Regions from separate parts of the Homo sapiens genome. Here region 1 is linked to region 2. Evidence: read pairs that join two places in POLR2A ChIA-PET (ENCODE). Cell type or tissue: GM12878. All regions are shown on one strand. Links, peaks and the distances in the headings refer to the core of each region. The heading gives the core; the rest is flanking DNA. Region 1 overlaps VOPP1 (VOPP1 WW domain binding protein). Region 2 overlaps VOPP1 (VOPP1 WW domain binding protein).

Region 1 (4,346 bases), core at 347-4,346, 50 kb after region 2:
AGATATGCCCTATGCTTGAAGCAAGCAATTGATCGATTTCAAACCTAATTTACCGGATAATATCTCTTTGTTCTGGTCTGAGGACATTGTTCTCTTGTTGACAGTTTTGAAGTATATAGCTGTACTTCCTGAAATTTTATATATATATGTATTAGTCACTGCCTCCCTGTCTTCATTGACCATTTGATTCTTTAACCCTGACAAGGGAAGGTCACTGTTTGCCAATTATCGAATCCGATGGCCTTCTGCAAGGCCTCTTCTCTACTGTTCTACGGTATCTGAATGCAGATCACCTTCGCGTTTAGACACCCTCCTCCCGCATTCTAGACTCTCATTTGTTGGATCTCTTTTCACCAAGGACAGATCATCAAACACTTCAAAACCAGCATTTAAAATTAAACTCTGACTTTTTAAAATTAAGGATATCCTTACTCTCCAAGTCAAAATCTCAGTCATCCAACTCCACCCAGAATCTCTGTAATTGACTCTGCTCTATTCAACATGTTTGTTAATCAGTTGGATAAAACCAACAGGAGTATAATCAAATCGGTCCATGGTACAAAACAATATGGGACACTGGATTTTAAAAAATAGTGTTCAGACATATGTTGATAGGCTTAAGTAGATGAGATGAATGATTAATGTGAAATTGGAAACAATGTAAAGTCCTCAATTTAGGTTTTTAAAAAATAATAAACAGCTCTACAACTATTGTGAGGTGTGGTGGATTAGCAGCAGCACATGTTAAAAAGATTTCGGTCTCACTGCAAACTCAGGGTGAATCTCCTGGCTGCAGGGGTGGAGGTGGGAGGACGCACTAGTATAAACTAGTATAATTTTATCTGCTTAATGACAAGGGCCAAAGGTTTTGATGCTGCCAGTCAGACCACACCCACAGAACAGAGCTTCCTATTGTTCAATAAGTGCCAGTGGGGAGGACCTGGAGGGGAACCAAAGGTTTCAGCACAAACCACAAGAAACACTGGATTCACCCCAGCCCACTTAACACTGGCAGATCCAAAACCAATCTCCGATCCCAAGATCACAGGAGAGTGCAACCCAAATACCACACACAGACAGCAAACAGGCCCTGCAGACCTCACAAAGGTGCAGCAGCTCATGAAGCCAATGAAAGTGACAAAAGATCTAGCAGTCAAGCCATTTAATATGAACCAAAAGGTGGCCAAAGGAGAATGATATGAATAAAAAGGACAAAGAGAAGCTGGAGGTGGGGGTGGTGGGAGTTTCCAGACCAGCGCAACTAATTCTGGGGAAAAAACTTTCACTATGATCATGCCACTGAAGTCCAACATCAAGTGAAGACTGTCTTATGTGCATTATAGAATTTTGTCAGGAAAATTACACTGTCCCCCCAAAATGGACTCATCATTCTAAAATGAGTACTCAGAGCCTGACCAATATGGTGAAACCCCGTCTCTACTAAAGAAAAAAAAATACAAAAATTAGCTGGGCTGTGGTAGCGTGTACCTGTAATCCCAGCTACTCAGGAGGCTGAGGCAGGAGAATCACTTGAACCCAAAAGGAAGAGGTTGCAGTGAGCCGAGATCATGCCACTGCACTCCAGCCTAGGCGACAGAGGGAGACCATATCTCTAAATAAATAAATAGATTTAAAATAAAATAAAATGAGTACTCAGGATGAAATTAACTTTTATGTTTACAATTTGATATTTGTTTTTCCAAAATAAAGTCCCAACCGAACTTTTTTTCCACTTTGACTAGGAAATGTTGATCCCTGATTCACATGGATTAATGGCTAAGTGGCCTTTTTCTAGGACCAATTATTTTCAGATATTGAGGACATCCTCATCACCATCCAGTCCAAAATTTTCAAACTGCAGCTATGAGGATGGTGAGATGATTTAAAACCATGTTTTGAAACAACAGAAGGTGAGGCCTGGAAAAGAACACACACACAAAATGGGACCACACAGCTGTGTTAGAAGACTGAGGGCCTGTCATTGTGATATTTCTGAAAAGCCCATGAGTGCAGACCTAGGACCAGGCTGAAAATACTGTCATTTCCCCTCAATATTACAGAAAACTTTAACAACTGAAGTTGCCCCAAAAGTTGATACTTTGTCTTAAGGCACAGTGGGTTTCCATCACTAGAGGTGCTCTGCTGCCCTCCAGCCCCTGATCAACTGCCTCTTCTTTTCCCACTGCCCATCTACTCAGCTCCTGCCCACAGGGCTCTTACCACTGACGGCTTTACTCATTCAAGTCTCCATCGAGTCCCTGCTCTGTGCCAGGCATGGTTCCAGCAACTAAGGATATGTCAATCAATAAATCAGAGCAAAACCTTTGCCCCTAAATTGCTTACATGGTAGAAAGTAAATTCTGTCATATTTTAAAGATAGTTATGGGAAAAGGAGGATATTGGTCAGAGTTAAGGTAGACTAGGGAAAGAACTGAGAAGAAATTTTAAATAGGGTGGTCAAGACAGACCTCACTGAGAAGGTGAAATCTGAAAAGCTTCATCAAGAGGACATGATAGAGTGAGTTCTAGGAAATGTCCTTGCCCTGCAGAGCTAATCAAGTGAGCACTAGCCTAATCCTATCCTTGCCATGTATTTCTAAGTCATTTACCCTCCGTTAGCCTTTATAGCTGTGCCCAAAGTAAAAGAAAGCAAAAACCAAGGAAAGCCCCAGGTCTGGGCCCAACGCCCACAGGCCTCCTCAGACACCTGGACCCAGGCTTTCCCCACTTCAGAGCAGAGCTCTTGCCAGCCGGTTCATTTATTGCTGCCACTTCTCACCCATGACCACCTGGCCTCCCGTGGAGTTTCCAGAGACAGCAAACTCCCTGCAGGATTCTTTTTCATTCAAATTGCATGTTGCCTGGTTTCTAAAAACTCTTAAGAGTGGGTGGGCTGAAAGGTTTATTTCAGGAAATTGGCAGCCAGGGACTGCCACATTTGTTGGAATTCCAGGGCACAAAAGACATTTGGCAAGAGACAAAAAACACTCTTAAACATAACTCAGTTCTAATTTCCAGACTCCCAGGCATCAAAATACACAGAACTTCAGAAAAATACTCAGTGATCTTATTATTTTTCCCTAGTTCAAAGATAATGTCCACTTTGCAACCCTCTCTAAGAGACAACTATTCCTTTTTTTTTTTTTTTTTTGAGACAGTCTCACTCTGTTGCTCAGGCTGGAGTGCAGTGGCACAATCTCCGCTCACTGCAAGCTCCGCCTCCCGGGTTCACGCCATTCTCCAGGCTCAGCCTCCCGAGTAGCTGGGACTACAGGCGCCCGCCACCACGCCCAGCTAATTTTTTGTATTTTTAGTAGAGATGGGCTTTCACCGTGTTAGCCAGGATGGTCTCGATCTCCTGAGCTCGTGATCCACCCGCCTCGCCCAAAGTGCCGGGATTACAGGCATGAGCCACCGCACCCAGCCTGACAACTGTTCCTTTTTCTAGTCCAAGAAGATCTGTTCTTTTGCCCAACAGCATTGAAGCACAAAGCAACGTGGCTTAAGCGTTTCCAGCTCTTGGTTCCTGGGAAAGATCAGAAAGATAATGAGTAGTCCCTTAACTAAAATAAGTCTATCTCCTTGGAAGCAGAGGCACTGGTATTGGTGAGTTTTACACTAAATAGCATACTATACATTTCTGGGCTCACTTCAGTAAGAACAGAGCCCTTCAAACAAATACTAAGTAGATTTCAAAAGTGTAACCAACCAAACCTCTAGAAAGAGAATGCAGTGACAATATCTAGAAAACAATGCACACAACAAAAAGCCCCAGGGAGGTGCATATGCTTAGGGCCTCATTACTCTCGGGATTCAACTGAAGTGTAGTCAGTTTTAAAACCTTTTTTTTTCCTTTTAGTTTCTAAGGAGTTACTGTGTGAAGGCCACTGAGAATAACTTCAGCAGGGCTACTAGGAGACAGCTTAGTACTTTCACTCTTCCTGTAAGGATTGTTTGCAGGACCTCACTTCAGCCAGCTGGCGGAACAAAGGCATAGAACCTTAGCATTTTATGAACCAAAAAGGCCTCTGAGGTTCCCTACTCTTAGCCACCCTTAGAATCTGCCACATTCGTGGCCTGGGTCCCTGGATCATAACCAGCTGGCACAGAGCAACAGGGGAGAGGGAGATAAAATCAGGGCCCTCACTGGCTGTGCATGTAATTCACAGGAAACTCTGAGTTAATAGAAAAGAAAGGTCAGTCCAGTAATGAGCTTCCAAGAAGCCTCCCTAGGAGAGGGATGGTGCTGTCAGCTGCTGCCGGTTCCTCCCTGAAGCCCTACCTGGGCTTCAGGAGGGGAACACAACCAGGGTTTCTCAGGAGAGTCCTGGTGATGCCCACTGTCC
Region 2 (4,386 bases), core at 201-4,200:
ATACAGGCACGCCCTGTCACCTCCAGCCTGCTGCTGCCTCCCAAGCCACCGCCCTCTCTCTGCTCTTCCGCACACCCAAGTCCTCTCAGGGGTGGTGGCTGTAAGCTGGGTGGCCTCTGGGGGGCTGAGGAGCACCTGGGCTGGAAATCTCAATGGAGATGGTGACATTTCTTATAGTCACTGCTCCTGACCCAAGAGGCCTCCCACTACCCACAAAGAGGTGGTGGTGTCCATTCAGGCACCGAGGAAGGCCCAGGTAACCTCTGGCAGATATCAAAGATGGGCTGGGAAAGGCTGCCTCCCACAGCGTCCCCAAGAGCATGACTGGCAGCGAGGTGAGTTTGTCCCCTGCAGCAGAGGTCCCCAGGTAAAATCAGCGGACCCATCAGCCACCTCTGGGCACAGAACCCCCGGTCTTCTCCAAGCTCAGTGTTAAAATGTGCCAAAGGAAACTGCAAATATTAGGGAGAATACAGGCATCCCAAATAGTGACTGAGTCCTTACTCTGTATCTCACATGCACAGTAGTATTTATACTGCACAGCAACCCAGTGCAGCAGGCACCACGACCACACCTTTTTTAAGAAAACTGAAGCCGCAGGCTGAATAGCATCTGGAGCTACCTCCTCCCATGCCACTCCACTTCCCCTCTGTGCCACAGGAGCAGCAGGCACAGCCTCTGTGACAGACAGGAGCTCCCTGTCACCTGATGAGGAGGATTCAATGCTCCCTGCAGACACCTGAACATCGGACTGAGTTCCCGCATGTGGACCTGCGTCTAGGCTCTTCTCTGACAAACGCCACCTTAGTCGGCAGCACTTTCTGGACTGACAGGGAAGTGTGCTGTTTGCTGCTTTGGATCCTGCAGGACATGCTCCTCGGTCAGTTCCTACCTTTATCTTCTCATCTCTGGGCTCCAGGAAGCTCACACGGTGGCCCCTGTTTCAGGCCGTGCTGGCAAAGGAGCTGAGGAAGCGAGGCCCAAGCAGAAGCTCAACTCGAGGAGAGAATGCAAGCCAAGGGGCGGGAGCTGCTGAGGCCACACAGCCACTTGCTATTTTTAAATCACATGTTACTAAGAGCAGACACCTAGTAAGCCCTGAACCAAAGCACAGAAAGGCACATTTTAATCAGAGCTCTTGGAAGGGCAGCTTGCAACAGGAAAGGCAGGTAGTGAAGGGAAGTGAAGGGGGAAAGAAACATTACTGGAGGGAACAGGAATGTGTTGCTTTTCTGTTCAGATCCCAAAGGGTCTTTTTCTTCAAAAATAAGAATATCTTGTTTATACATGTAATACACAGTCTTCCAGACCAATAATGGAAAAATATCAAATTAAGGAAATGAAATAAACCTTGAAGCAGGACAGGGTAGAAAGAGAGAGATCATTTAGCACAAAGAAATCAGAAGAGGTGAGAGTAATTTTGTATGTCTAGGTAGCTACAGTAGAAAACCTACATTTCATTAAAAGAGCTCAGTCTCTGTTAGCTTACTAACTGGCACGCTGAAATGAAATGCAGGGACAGGCAGAGTAGGGAGAAGGCGGCTGCCACCTGGGATTTCCGGTGAGACAAAATGAAATCAGATTATCAAATATAGGAGTAAAATCTCTACAACAAGTTTGCAACCTAGATGTTCCCTCCTCAATGCATTCCGCATGGTGAGTTACACTCACAAAACAGAGGTGTTGTTTGAAATATATTTTCTGCAGGGGAAGGAAAGAAAACAACCTCTAACAAAATAGGACACCACCTTGAGTCAACATATTTGTAAGGAATATCTGTTTTGGAGAATCTTAGCACTTTACCCAGGTGAAATGAAATGTAGAATATACTAGAAATGTACTTTTTAGATGAGATCCATTACATATATATATATATATATATATATATATTTTTTTTTTTTTTTTTTTTTTTTTTTTTTTGAGACGGAGTCTCACTGTGTAGCCCAAGCTGGAGTACAGTGGTGTGGCTCACTGCAACCTCTGTCTCTGGGGCTCAAGCGATTCTCATGCCTCAGCCTCCCAAGTAGCTGGGACTACAGGCTTGTGCTACCATGTCCAGCTAATATATATATATTTTTTTATTTTAGTAGAGACGGGGTTTCACCATGTTGCCCAGGGTGGTCTCGAACTCCTGAGCTCAGGAGATCAGCCCGACTCGGCCTCCCAGAGTGCTGGGATTACCAGCATGAGCAACCGTGCCCGGCCTAATTTAAGTTTTTTTTTAATGTGATGTTGAAGATGCTTCAGAAATGACTAGTCACTCTCACATGACTATACCACTGCTGCATGAGGCATAGGTACCTTCCCTGTCCTGCACACCACAACGCACCACAACTGACACGTCGTGGGCCCTCCACAGACACCTGTGGATGGAATGAATGAAGTGCAGCCATCACCATCCCCGGGACAGCACCCTGCACACTGGCCATGTGTCCAGAGGCCAGGCCGGCAGCAGTGTGCAATGGCAGCCCGCCAGCCTCTCCTGCATCCCCACCGCCTGAGGCCCCCAGCAGCAGGGCGAGCTGGGCTGGATGTGAGTCTCCTGTACCTGCACTGCCTTCTCCACCAAGGCAGCAGAAACCACAGTGGGCTTCAGAGATCAAAAATAACGTACCCCTCAAGGTTAACTCTAGGGCAGCTGTGCCTCCTGCAGGTCAAGCACTTCCAGTAGGGGTGTAGCCGCCGTCTCTTGCTTGCAGCAGACCTCTCCTTGAGCAAGACTGGATGGAGTAGAATATAGCTAAGCAATTTCTACTCATTCCCCTTTAAGAAAAATGCTTCATGACCCCAACTTGATGGACAGTGGAGAAGACAGCTTTGGAGAAGACAGTTTTTGAGTATTAAATATCTGGACCGGTGAGGGTATTGGACAAGCCACCCCATGTGTGCTGGCTGGCCCCAAAAAAACAACTTTCTCCTTGGCACCACACTGGGTTCACTGCTGTGTCAGGACACTGTCGTCCCTCGCATGTGCAGGGAAGTGGCACACTGAGTCTATAGCACTAATCTCATGAGCATATGTAACAGAGAGGTGAGCTGGCCTTGGGTAGGTTATGTTCTTATGGGACTTCTGCACTGGCCGTGTGCAAGTCCTGTGCCTCAAACCTGGCAGGTCAGAATTCGCAGTCACGTCTTACAGAGGAAGCAGCTGACAATGTCACAGAGCTGGTAAACAACAGAGTGGAGGGATGGGAAGGCTGGTGCTAGGCAGAGGTGGGGACCGCACATGCAGGGAAAGTGCTTCATGCTACTGCACGGGTCACTTTAAAACGGTTAATTCTGTTCTTTGAATTTCACCTCAATTAAATAAAAAAGTAACAGAGCAAATATGTGAACTCTGCACGAACATGATTGCAAACATCAGGTGCTACACACTGGGCCAGGCAGCAGGGTTATGGAATGCACAGGCCACGGCCCCATACTGAAGCACTCGCCGCGTGGTGGTTTGCTGGTGTTGTCAGCATTCTCTCACAGCCAAAACAGCAGGGGAGGAACAAACTTTTATGGGGACAGGGAACTGAGTCAGAAGAGGCTGAGAGAACTGGGGAATGATCAAAGGTCCCCTACATGGGTTGGCGCTGCTGACTGCATGGTGGGAACTGCAAGGAAATGCATCCACTCAACATCAAGGATGGCCGCTGTGTGCCAGGCACTATCCTACGCTTGTTGGGAAGCCAAGTATTTATAACTTGTTGCCCTCATGAGATTCACAATAAAGAAGGAAGATAAAGCCAGACGCTCTCTTGAAAGTCTACTGTTAAAAGGCATTGTTCCTGATGGTTTTAAGCAAAAAAGTGACATGGAAATTTACAAAGACGTGAGAACTGGACAGGAGAAGAGGCTGAAAGGAGACTAGCTAGAAAGTTTCGGCAATGGTTCAGAGGGACATTCACAGATGTGGATTCGGGTGAGGACACTGGGAACAGAGGGGAGAAACAGAAAGACCAGAGGCAGAACAGAGAAGACTAGTGGGTGGGGCTGGGGTTTCCTGGCATCATGAGATCCGAAGACCTTAATTTACGTACAGGGCACAGGACAATGCCGGGGCCTGGAGTAAGTACTCAATAACTGTTACCTGCTGGTACTCTCACGCTGAACTTCGTGTTCTCATGGTGACTTCACTTTTCCATTTTTCTGGACAGTGCACCTAGGGAGCTCTGGATCCTTCTCCCCACCATTGGAAGAGAAAAGCGCGAAAGGAAACTGGGCCACAGGACTGAGTGACAAAAGCAGGGCTTGTCTTTTGTATCCCCTGTCTCCAGTTCAATGCAATGCAAAACACTTTCAAAATATGCAGGGAACAAGTGAATGGATAAAGAACAAATGAACAAGTCAATACAAGAACAGCAATGACCTCTGACGCCCAAGCTCTGACAAAGCTGATCT

The links. Peaks named below come from ENCODE experiments on the same cell type or tissue, not always from the same donor. Only the 100,000 strongest peaks of a DNase experiment are listed, where the experiment ranks them.
Region 1: POLR2A ChIA-PET joins it to region 2 with 8 read pairs; 10 of 35 experiments call an interaction of 5 or more read pairs at or near these places.

The regions. Positions count from the first base shown.
Region 1 is chr7:55,564,949-55,569,294 of GRCh38, forward strand. The region is part of intron 1 of VOPP1 (VOPP1 WW domain binding protein); the gene reads right to left. Among named protein-coding and RNA genes, the nearest start is that of VOPP1, 5.4 kb to the right of the region's middle. RefSeq lists silencers at 3,731-3,780, 3,928-4,222. In GM12878, for the core only: a CTCF peak has its summit at 2,149; no DNase peak of the experiment used is centred there; H3K4me3 peaks cover 3,720 bases; H3K27ac peaks cover 3,818 bases.
Region 2 is chr7:55,515,044-55,519,429 of GRCh38, forward strand. The region is part of intron 2 of VOPP1 (VOPP1 WW domain binding protein); the gene reads right to left. Among named protein-coding and RNA genes, the nearest start is that of VOPP1, 55 kb to the right of the region's middle. RefSeq lists enhancers at 478-547, 718-767, 778-937, 1,949-2,454, 2,027-2,096 and 2 more. In GM12878, for the core only: no CTCF peak of the experiment used is centred there; DNase peaks (open chromatin) are centred at 1,056 and 2,288; H3K4me3 peaks cover 1,606 bases; H3K27ac peaks cover 3,207 bases.